3 separate regions of the Homo sapiens genome follow, and all the other regions are linked to region 1. The links are chromatin contacts, found by Hi-C in ENCODE. All regions are on one chromosome and are shown on one strand. Each heading gives the region's core, a stretch centred on a gene start or an enhancer-like site at or near the end of the contact. The rest is flanking DNA. Distances are from core to core; before and after follow the strand shown.

Region 1 (2,988 bases), core at 1-2,500:
AAAACAGTCATTGTTTATATCTGGAAAAAACATTTTAAAATGTCACTCTGATCAATAAAATTAGACATATGTGTTGTTATATAAATGTATTTTCTTCCCCAAAATTATTTACTTGTATTTCATGTTGTTTTAATTAAATTAAAAATTTGAATGTGAAATTGTTTTCAATTATAAGTCTTACGTTAAAAAAAAAAATCACCTGGCATGGTGGCTCATGCCAGTAATCCCAGTACTTTGGGAGGCCTAGGCAGGTGGATCATTTGAGGTCAGAAGTTTGAGACCAGCCTGACCACATGATGAGACCCTGCCTCTTTTAAAAAGACCAAAAAAAAAAAAAAAAAAATTAGCCGGGCCTGGTAGCCATCGCCTGTAATTCCAGCTACCAGGAGGCTGAGGCAGGAGAATTGCTTGAACACGGGAGGCAGAGGTTGCAGTAAGCCATGATCGCACCACTTTACCCCAGCCTGGGTGACCGAGGGAGACTCTGTCTATAAAAGAAAAAAAAAAAAAACATGAATAATAGGGTGATTTGACTAAATTTCTGGGCCAATCTGTAGCTGCCATCTCTTCAGACATCTTCTTAGCTGGCAGAGGGAGAAGAGTATCCTCTTCTCTCAGTCACAAATTCTCTCTTTTAGGAACTTGGAATTGGGATTAAGATATTATAATTTGGTTTGGGTTAATCCCTGGAAGGGAGAATTTGTCAACTCTTGGGAGCTTGGGAGCTTTGGCTAAGTCATCTTTACATATGGACAATGCAGGAGAGAAAGCCAGACTGTGGAAAGCAAAAACGTTTAAAGTTCAGACACATTGTTATGTAAGTTCAGTATCTTCTGTATTTCCAGTTATGCTTCCCAAGTTTACTTATTACATACCAGTCCCATTATACATTCTTGGCTTAAAGGATTGAATATCTATTCTGTCACTCAACAGTAATAATATAAGGAGATTTTAAAAGAAGATGTTTAATCTTCATTAAGATTTTAACCTTATCTACTGCAAGCTCCCTTGGTCTAATCATCTATTCAAAATATGTAGATTATGTAAGCAAACTATGTCAAAAAGATAATATAAAATTAAATATTTGCAGGTTCATTTTAAGTCCCTGGGAACATTTTTAAAAGTACACTGGAATTTATTATCAAAGTTCTTCCTGTAAGAAACAAAATGAATCATCTTTAGAGGGAAATGAAAAATTTCACTCTCAGGTACAGAAGCATGTGACTAATACTCTGAAAATAGCAACTAGCTTGGCAATAACCAAAGAAAGAAACTACTGCAACATTAATCCACATAGTGTAACTGACTTGATACTGCCTCCTTCAATATCTTTCATATCTTAAGATAATATCCACTATCGCCTGCTTCAACTGAGAAAAAAAAGTTAAAAAAATTAAAAACAACAACACTTAGGTCAGAAAATAAATGTTTATCGTTTTCAAAAGCTGGAATGCATTCAGTTACTACAATCATTCCGTTGTACTCCCCGTTCTTTGTTTTCTTAGCATCCTTTTTTGTGGGGGAAGGGATGCACATGGGAAGCTTCCTTAATTTAAGTTCCTTTCATCTGAAGATTTCAAAAGCTTTGCTGATGGCTATTATTTACAGTAGCTGAGTAAATGGGAGCACAGAGCCAATGGGAAGCTATAACTATTCTATAAATGAAATACAAAGCATTAGAATCTTGTTAAAACAAGTCAAGATGTAAAATGTCTTAGGCATTCTGCTTCATTCTGAACTCATTTTCCGTTTGTTAAAGCAATTCACCATTTTGTCACCCTTTTCTTACATTCTTATAACAATAACAATTTTGGTTACTTATTCAGAAATATTGAGCCATCGGGCCCTAATTTTGTTTTTAGAAATTAAGCCCAGCTGATGTACTACCAATGAGGATATACTTAAAAAGAGTGGTGGGGTATGTATAACAGTATGACATGCAATTTCAATGTGCTTTAGGATATAAGTTATTCAGAGAGAAAGAAAGGATAGAAAAATAAGTCTTAGACTCAAAATTGATGGAAAACTGAATACAGGAAAGTGCTACTATAGGAAAGGGATAGAATAACAAAGCAAATCTACAACAAGATAATTTTGGACAGAAGGCTACTAAGACAACAGATGAGGAGAAGAGTTGTGTCAGAGGCAGAAATGTGTGGCTAAAGATGGGGGGAAGAGGACTGACGCCTTATAAACACAGTAATATTTCTAATAATGAAATATCTATCAAAGCTTTTGAAAGCCACAGCTCCCATACCTGGTCAATCATCAAAATCACCTAAATAGCTCATATATATGGATTCCCACTGTGTGCTCCCTAGAAATACTGATTTAGTAGAACTGGCTCAGAGTCCATAAATTTGTACAGTATTTTTAAAAGGTTTTATGGTGAATTAGAAAGTATAAATGTTTTAGATGTAACTTTCCACAATGGGCAGTACCTCAAAAGCATATCTAACTCTGGGAACAGCACATACTTCCCTAGTTCCCATTTACTAACATGAAAAAGGCAGCTTAAAATAGGAACTGAAAAAAGACAGGTTTGTCTTGAGATTAGATGTCACACTCAGGCCGTTTTTTGATGTCAGTACAGCTGCATGGTCTGTATCTTGAGATGCTACCGTGCTATCTGTCCTAGATTTTTTGCTCCCTGCTTTTCTCTCAGTTTGAACCATGGGATAGTGACACCAAATGCAGTCCAATTGGAACACTGGATCCATAGGCTGTCCTGTAATCTGTCCATATTACCAAATTTGTCTTTTACCTTCTACTCATGCTGACCTCACAAATCTAAGAGGCACAGAATCAGAGAAGTTACCAGAGTGCCCCATGGTCACTTTAGGTCTTCTTCTTCTTTTTTTTTTTTAATAGTACATGCAGTGCTCATTTAATTTGACCCTCTTTATTCACAATCAATTAACACTTAATTGCCCAAAGATTTGCTAAAGGTTATCTGAATCAAGAAGTTTTCTTGATCTCATTAGTGTT
Region 2 (2,988 bases), core at 212-2,711, 460 kb before region 1:
AAGGGCACTTAACTACCTTCTAGGAGTAGAAGAGGATCTCTGCTTTGACACATGGGAATTGTTGGCACTCTTTTTCTCAGTTTTAATAGCAGTCATGGACTCCTTTCAATGCGGGGATGTTTATACCTCTCCGGGGAATGTATGGCACCAACAGCATTTGGATGGCTGGTTGTTTCAGCAGTCCTTTGCTTAAAATAGGCATGCACCCTAATTTGAGAAGAAACTGGCAGAGGATAAAAGTGGGTTTCTTTGCTCTTCCCCAGTATTCTAGAAGCTGCTTCATTATCAGAGTTGGAGTCATCTGATGGATAACTGGACATGTTTCTTGGTGTTTTTTTTGTGTATGGCTATACTTCTTTATACTCTTTTGGGTTGCTGTCTTACATACTGCTTAGTGACTTGCTTACCAATAATTTTCCTAGCCTAACCCAGGACAACCATGTTGTCTTTTGGTCTTGACTTTTCCATATGAGACTGCATGTCTTATTGTCACTCCAGTCATGCAGCAACTAACTCTAGACAGGCAGTCATGGACATAGGATTCCATTTTTTTTTTTTTTTTTTTTTCTGCAAGGAAATCCAAGGACTCCAGTTATTAGGTCAAAGATGTTGCTCGTATTCCAGGTAATTCATATTTGCTGGTGAAGTTTTATTTGCCATGCAGTGCCCACAAAAGTAATCCTAGAAATGAGCAGTACTGTGAGGCATAGCACAACACATCCACATTTTATGTGGAGGATATGATCCAGTGGCATTTTATTTAGTGTGAAACTTCTGTCTTCTAAAAGGGAAGATTCTTTTGGAAGGATGGTCTCCTGCTGTGTAATACTTCATGAATTTCTAGTTTAAAAAAATTAGATTTTCCAAAGATCCACTACTATGTACACATTTCAAAATAAATCACCCAGTTAACTCAAAACAATCTTATCGTGAGAAATTTTGGAAAGCTTGAGTTACTTCTAAGAGTTAAAAATGTTCTTTCCTCCTCTTCTGCATGTCAGACTGCACATGATTACTCTGATGTTTCCGTAAATGCTATTAGTGCACTATGAAAGTGGGAAAGAACTTAAAAAAAAAAAAATCCGGGAGGGCAACAAAGCAATAAGAAGGATCATAGGGCACCATGTTAATAACAAATCACAGGAGGTGGCTCCATAAAGGTTGTGAAAACTAGTTTCTCATTGCAGGAATTGGGTTGGGCCACCCCTTCACCCCCCTTCTCAAACACAAATATTATCATATAATAAAAGCCTGCTTCTCTATGCTTATAACCCAGCCTCCATTCCTTCGACGCCACCATTTTAAAGGGATTTACTGCACGGACTTCTCCCAAGTTCCTAGGCATTATCTTCTGGACCCTATCCTGCAGAGGTGAAGCGTCCCTTTGGGGACTCTCGCTGGGTGAGAGGGACAAGAAACACCCACTAGGACCCAACCCCGGCAGCCAGCGGCTCGAGCATGCGCTGAGAGTTTGTGCAGCTGGCCCTGGCTGCCGCCGCTGCCTCGTCCGGACTCGGAGAGGACTTGGGAGGGACAGCGGCGCTGGGAGGTGGCTTAGCAGAGACTTTCCAGCAACTGCTGCCCAGGACTTTTTTTTTTTTTTTTCTTTTTCCCAGGAGGCGGCGACGGCGGCGGCGGGGGGAGAGGAAGAGAAAGAAGCGTCTCCAGCTGAAGCCAATGCAGCCCTCCGGCTCTCCGCGAAGAAGTTCCCTGCCCCGATGAGCCCCCGCCGTGCGTCCCCGACTATCCCCAGGCGGGCGTGGGGCACCGGGCCCAGCGCCGACGGTAAGTGGCCACGCGTCTGTCGCCTTTCCTGCCCGCTGTCCCGCCAGCCCGCCGGCGGCTGCCCTCCGCGCTGTGTGCTAAACTACTTAAGGGCTGGCTCTGGGGCTCCCTGCCGCCGGCGCTTCCCCTCGCGCCCTGCCGGGGGCGCGCGGACGCGATGGCTGGGTCGGTGGCCGCGCTCGCTTTGTGCTCCGCGGGCGGCTTTGAGCGAGGGGTCGCGGGAGCGTCCCGGGCGGGGGAAGCGGGGTTTGAATGACTAACCCGGCGTCTGCACAGCTGCATCGGCCCTAATTCCCCGGCGCCCCCCGCCCCCCGCCCACTGTCCCAGGCTAATCCATCATTCTGGGGCCGAAAACATCATTTCTCACGTTCTCCCAGAGAAACCCTAGTAGCCGGGCGGAATCTCAACTCCGCGCTGCCCCCTCGCCCCCGCCCCCGCCCCCGCCCCGCCGCCCCAGTCCCTTGCATTCACACCCGAGCTGCGGGACGGGGTAGAGGGGTGCGGAGTTGGAGTGCCCAGGAACTGTCCTAACTAGAAGGGCGCTCATTCTCTCGGGCTTGCCGGTGGCGCCTCTGACGTGTCCGGGGTAGGGGGCAGTGTGGTTTCTCACCTTCAGGACAGTGCCGAGCACAGCTGTCCTCGAGGAGGGGCGTGGAGTGAGGGAGGTTTTCAAGAGCGTCTCATCAGAATGCACAGGGCTCCGCCGCGTGTCCCCTGAGAACGCGAGTTTACTGTGCGACTTCATTCATCCGGATAGTTGCTCTTTTCTTTTCCCAGCAGGTGTTATCTGAAGCCGGTTTGGAACTTTTGGGAGTTTAGTTACCATTATGATTTTAACAAATGATTTTTGATGAGGCGATGTCTCGAATGCACTGGGCCTCGGGACCCTCTGGACCCTGCTGAGGGCGGGTGGAGGAGGGACGGGCAGGCTGTGGGAAGCGTGATGGTGAGATGTCCCGTGTTCTCTCTCCCCCGCCCCCTGCAGATCGCTGCCGTTTTGCCCTTGGGAGTAGGATGTGGTGAAAGGATGGGGCTTCTCCCTTACGGGGCTCACAATGGCCAGAGAAGATTCCGTGAAGTGTCTGCGCTGCCTGCTCTACGCCCTCAATCTGCTCTTTTGGGTAAGTAAGTTTCACTGCACCAACAGGTGGGAACGGCTGGCTCTGGTTTTCTGCAGCCACCGGATAATGCGCCAAAGGGCA
Region 3 (2,988 bases), core at 200-2,699, 350 kb after region 1:
CTTAACTGCTAGGGACAAAGAAATAAAACACAAAGAAGAAATTCTGCAGCTCTTAGACGCTGTATGGGCCCCAGAGAAAGTGGCCATTATGCACTGCAGGAGTCACCAAAAGGCAGGAAAACTAGAGACTATGGGAAACAGAAAGGCAGACAGGGAGGCCAAATGGGCAACAATGACTACACTGCATTTTAAGAAAGAAACCCTAGATATGCCTCTCCTCCCAGATCCCTCCCTCCCAGAGGTCTCAAGTTATTCTTCAAATGAGAAGGCCTGGTTTGCCTGAGAATCTGGAAAGTACATTGAAGGAGAATGGTGGAAATTCTCCAATGGGGGACTAGCTATCCCTGAAATGGGAGTTTCAAGTTTGTAAGACAATTCCATTAAGGAACTCATATGGGGAAAATGGCACTAGAAATGCTACTATGTGCCATGGCTCACTGCCATCACCCAAGACATTTGTAAACAATGTCTAACTTGTGCCCAGAACAACCCAAGACAAGGGCCCACTTGGCCCCCCGGGAATTCAGGAAATGGGGGCCACACCCTGTGAAAACCTACTTGCAGATTTCACAAGATGCCCCAAATGAGGGGCTACCAGTACATGCTGGTGCTCGTCTGCAACTTCTCGGGATGGGTCGAAGCTTTCCCCACTAGAACAGAGAGAGCATGAGAAGTGACTAAAGTATTGTTAAGATACATTATCCCCAGATTTGGACTGCCCCTAACTCTAGGGTCAGACAATGGTCTGGCATTTGTAGCTGAAATAGTTCAAGAACTAACACGGCTGTTAAAAATAAAATGAAAATTACACAGCCTACCGGCTGCAGAGCTCAGGAAAGGTGAAGCACATGAACTGGACACTCAAACAGCTACTGAAAAAATATTGTCAAGAAACTCATCTAAGATGGGATCAGATCCTGCCCATGGTCCTCCTCTGAGTCTGATGCACCCCCAACAAACAAACTGGGTATTCTACCTAAGAGACCTTGTTCAGCCAGCCACCCCCTATCATAGGTCAAATTAAGGGTGATCTCTGTGAACTAGGGAAATTGACCTTAAGGAGACAAATGCAGGCTTTAGGGATAGTCATGCAAGAAATCCATGGCTGAGTACGGGAAAGAATGCCCATAAGCCTAACAGAACCAGCGAACCCATTTAAACCTGGAGACTGTTTGGGTTAAGCAATGGAATCCAACCACTTTGGGACCCATATGGGATGGGCTCCATACTATAATCTTGTCCACTCCCACTGCTGTTAAAGTTGCAGGAATTGTGCCTTGGATTTACCACAGTTGACTGAAACCGGAAGCTCGAGACAAATGGACCAGCCATTGGGACCCAAACCATCCCCCAGGTTGATCCTGTGTTGAGACTGAGTCGCCAGTGGAGACAACAACAGCCCTGCTCTAGTCACCCTGGAAGCTGACTAGTCTATGCATGGCCAAAGCTTGAGTCATCATCAGGGAAGTAAATGTGGCTAGAAATATTGAGCCTAGTAATTTTCCTTGTAACACTAGTTGTTTTACTATTGTCCTGTTGCTTTGCTCAACCCCCTCCTCTGGGTAAACACCTCTTTTGTGCCTGCTGGGTATGAGTATGCTACTCTTTACCTTATTATTGCTGGTCCCCTTATCTATGTTAAACGGAGAACTCTAAGAGGTATGCACTCATACTACATGGTCAGGAAGCACTATAAACCAGAACTCTATTATACCATACTTATTGTGAGTGTATTGGAACCCACCTAGGAAATTGTACTCACAACCAGACCACCTACTCAATTTGTGACCCAGGAAATAACCAGCCTTATGTGTGTTATGACCCTAGATTCTTACCTGGGACGTGGTTCGAAATCTGTGACGGGTCAGAAGAGGGAGCCCTTTTAAACGAAAACAAGGTACCCCCCTTTCCACAAAGGAACCATATCCTTGTACTTAAATATTTGCCAGGCAACGTTCAGAGACTCAACCTTTCCTGTAGGAACTTGTTGTAAAAGTGTTAGAACTCCCCCGGCTTGCTCCACCTGGGACTGCGCAACATGGGCTACTAAATAAAGGCAGGTCATGTTTACCCAAATACCAGCAGACCCAGACTGTAAAGCAAATGCTTGCAGTCTTGTAAATTTCACCATCTTAAAGCCAAACATACAGATACAGACTACAGGAATAGAAGCACCAATAGGATACTCCTATTTAACCAAAAATCAAGAGGGAAAAACTGTCTTTAAAAATGTTATTTTTACATATCATGAAGAAAATCCAGACCTGTTCAACAATTCAGAGTTTTCAAGTCATTCTATGAGCATATCAACCAGAAGTTTCCTGAGCCCCCTCCTTTGGCCGGAAATCTGTTTGCCCAACTAGCTGAAAACACAGCTAGCAGTTTACAGGACTCCTCATGCTATGTTTGCGTAAGAACCAACATGGGGGATCAATGGCCATGGAAAGCAAGACAGCTAATGCCCCAAGATAACTTCACTCTGTCTCCTCTCCTGAACCAACGCGCACGAGCTCGAGTGTCTGGCTCTTAAAAACCTCTATTATCAGAAGATTCTGCATTGCTCACTGGGGAAAACCCTTTACAGACCCAGCAGGAGAATTAACTTGCCTAGGACACCAATATTACAATGAAATGCTAGGAAAAACTTCATGGCAGGGCAAAAATAATTCCACATCACCTCATCCCAGCCCCTTCTCCTGTTTCCCTTCTTTAAACCACTCTTGGTACCAACTTGAAGCTCCAAATACCTGGCAGGCACCCTCTGGCCTCTACTGGATCTATGGGCCAAGCGAATATCAGCAACTGCCAGCAAAATGGACAGTGGTTTGTGTACTAAGGACAATTAGACTGTCCTTCTTTCCAATCCCTCTAAAGCAAGGAGGAGCCTTAGGGTACCCTGTCTACGATGAAACTAAAAAGAGAGATAAAAGGAGTAAAACCACAGGGAATTGGAAGGATGACAAATGGCCCCCTGAAAGAATAATCCAA

The links. A loop is a pair of places that touch in the nucleus more often than their neighbours do. Pooled maps may share reads with other maps.
Region 2: a loop to region 1 is called in a map with no recorded cell type, with 5 times the contacts of the local background. The contact joins the promoter of TSPAN12 here to the enhancer-like site in region 1. A Hi-C loop is called at or near these places in 1 of 168 maps with a recorded cell type or tissue (GM12878), 10 of 37 single-sample maps with no recorded cell type and 5 of 50 pooled maps.
Region 3: a loop to region 1 is called in a map of PC-9, with 22 times the contacts of the local background. The contact joins two enhancer-like sites. A Hi-C loop is called at or near these places in 1 of 168 maps with a recorded cell type or tissue (PC-9), 3 of 37 single-sample maps with no recorded cell type and 3 of 50 pooled maps.

What each region holds. Positions count from the first base shown.
Region 1 is chr7:120,400,838-120,403,825 of GRCh38, reverse strand. All of the region lies in intron 1 of KCND2 (potassium voltage-gated channel subfamily D member 2), which reads right to left. Among named protein-coding and RNA genes, the nearest start is that of KCND2, 130 kb to the right of the region's middle. Within about 2 kb of position 1,250, at least 5 of the 41 ENCODE cell types and tissues checked have a DNase peak (open chromatin) inside an H3K27ac peak, as active enhancers do; they include GM12878 and PC-9, where a contact is called at or near this core.
Region 2 is chr7:120,856,617-120,859,604 of GRCh38, reverse strand. TSPAN12 (tetraspanin 12) reads left to right here and starts at 1,461. Exons shown (of 8, transcript NM_012338.4): 1 at 1,461-1,785; 2 at 2,772-2,907. The coding sequence starts at 2,842. It overlaps LOC124901733 (a long non-coding RNA gene), which reads right to left and starts at 2,770. Exons shown (of 2, transcript XR_007060491.1): 1 at 2,397-2,770. RefSeq lists silencers at 1,807-2,106, 2,299-2,518.
Region 3 is chr7:120,053,957-120,056,944 of GRCh38, reverse strand. No RefSeq gene overlaps it. Among named protein-coding and RNA genes, the nearest start is that of LINC02476, 150 kb to the right of the region's middle. Within about 2 kb of position 1,449, at least 2 of the 41 ENCODE cell types and tissues checked have a DNase peak (open chromatin) inside an H3K27ac peak, as active enhancers do; they include PC-9, where a contact is called at or near this core.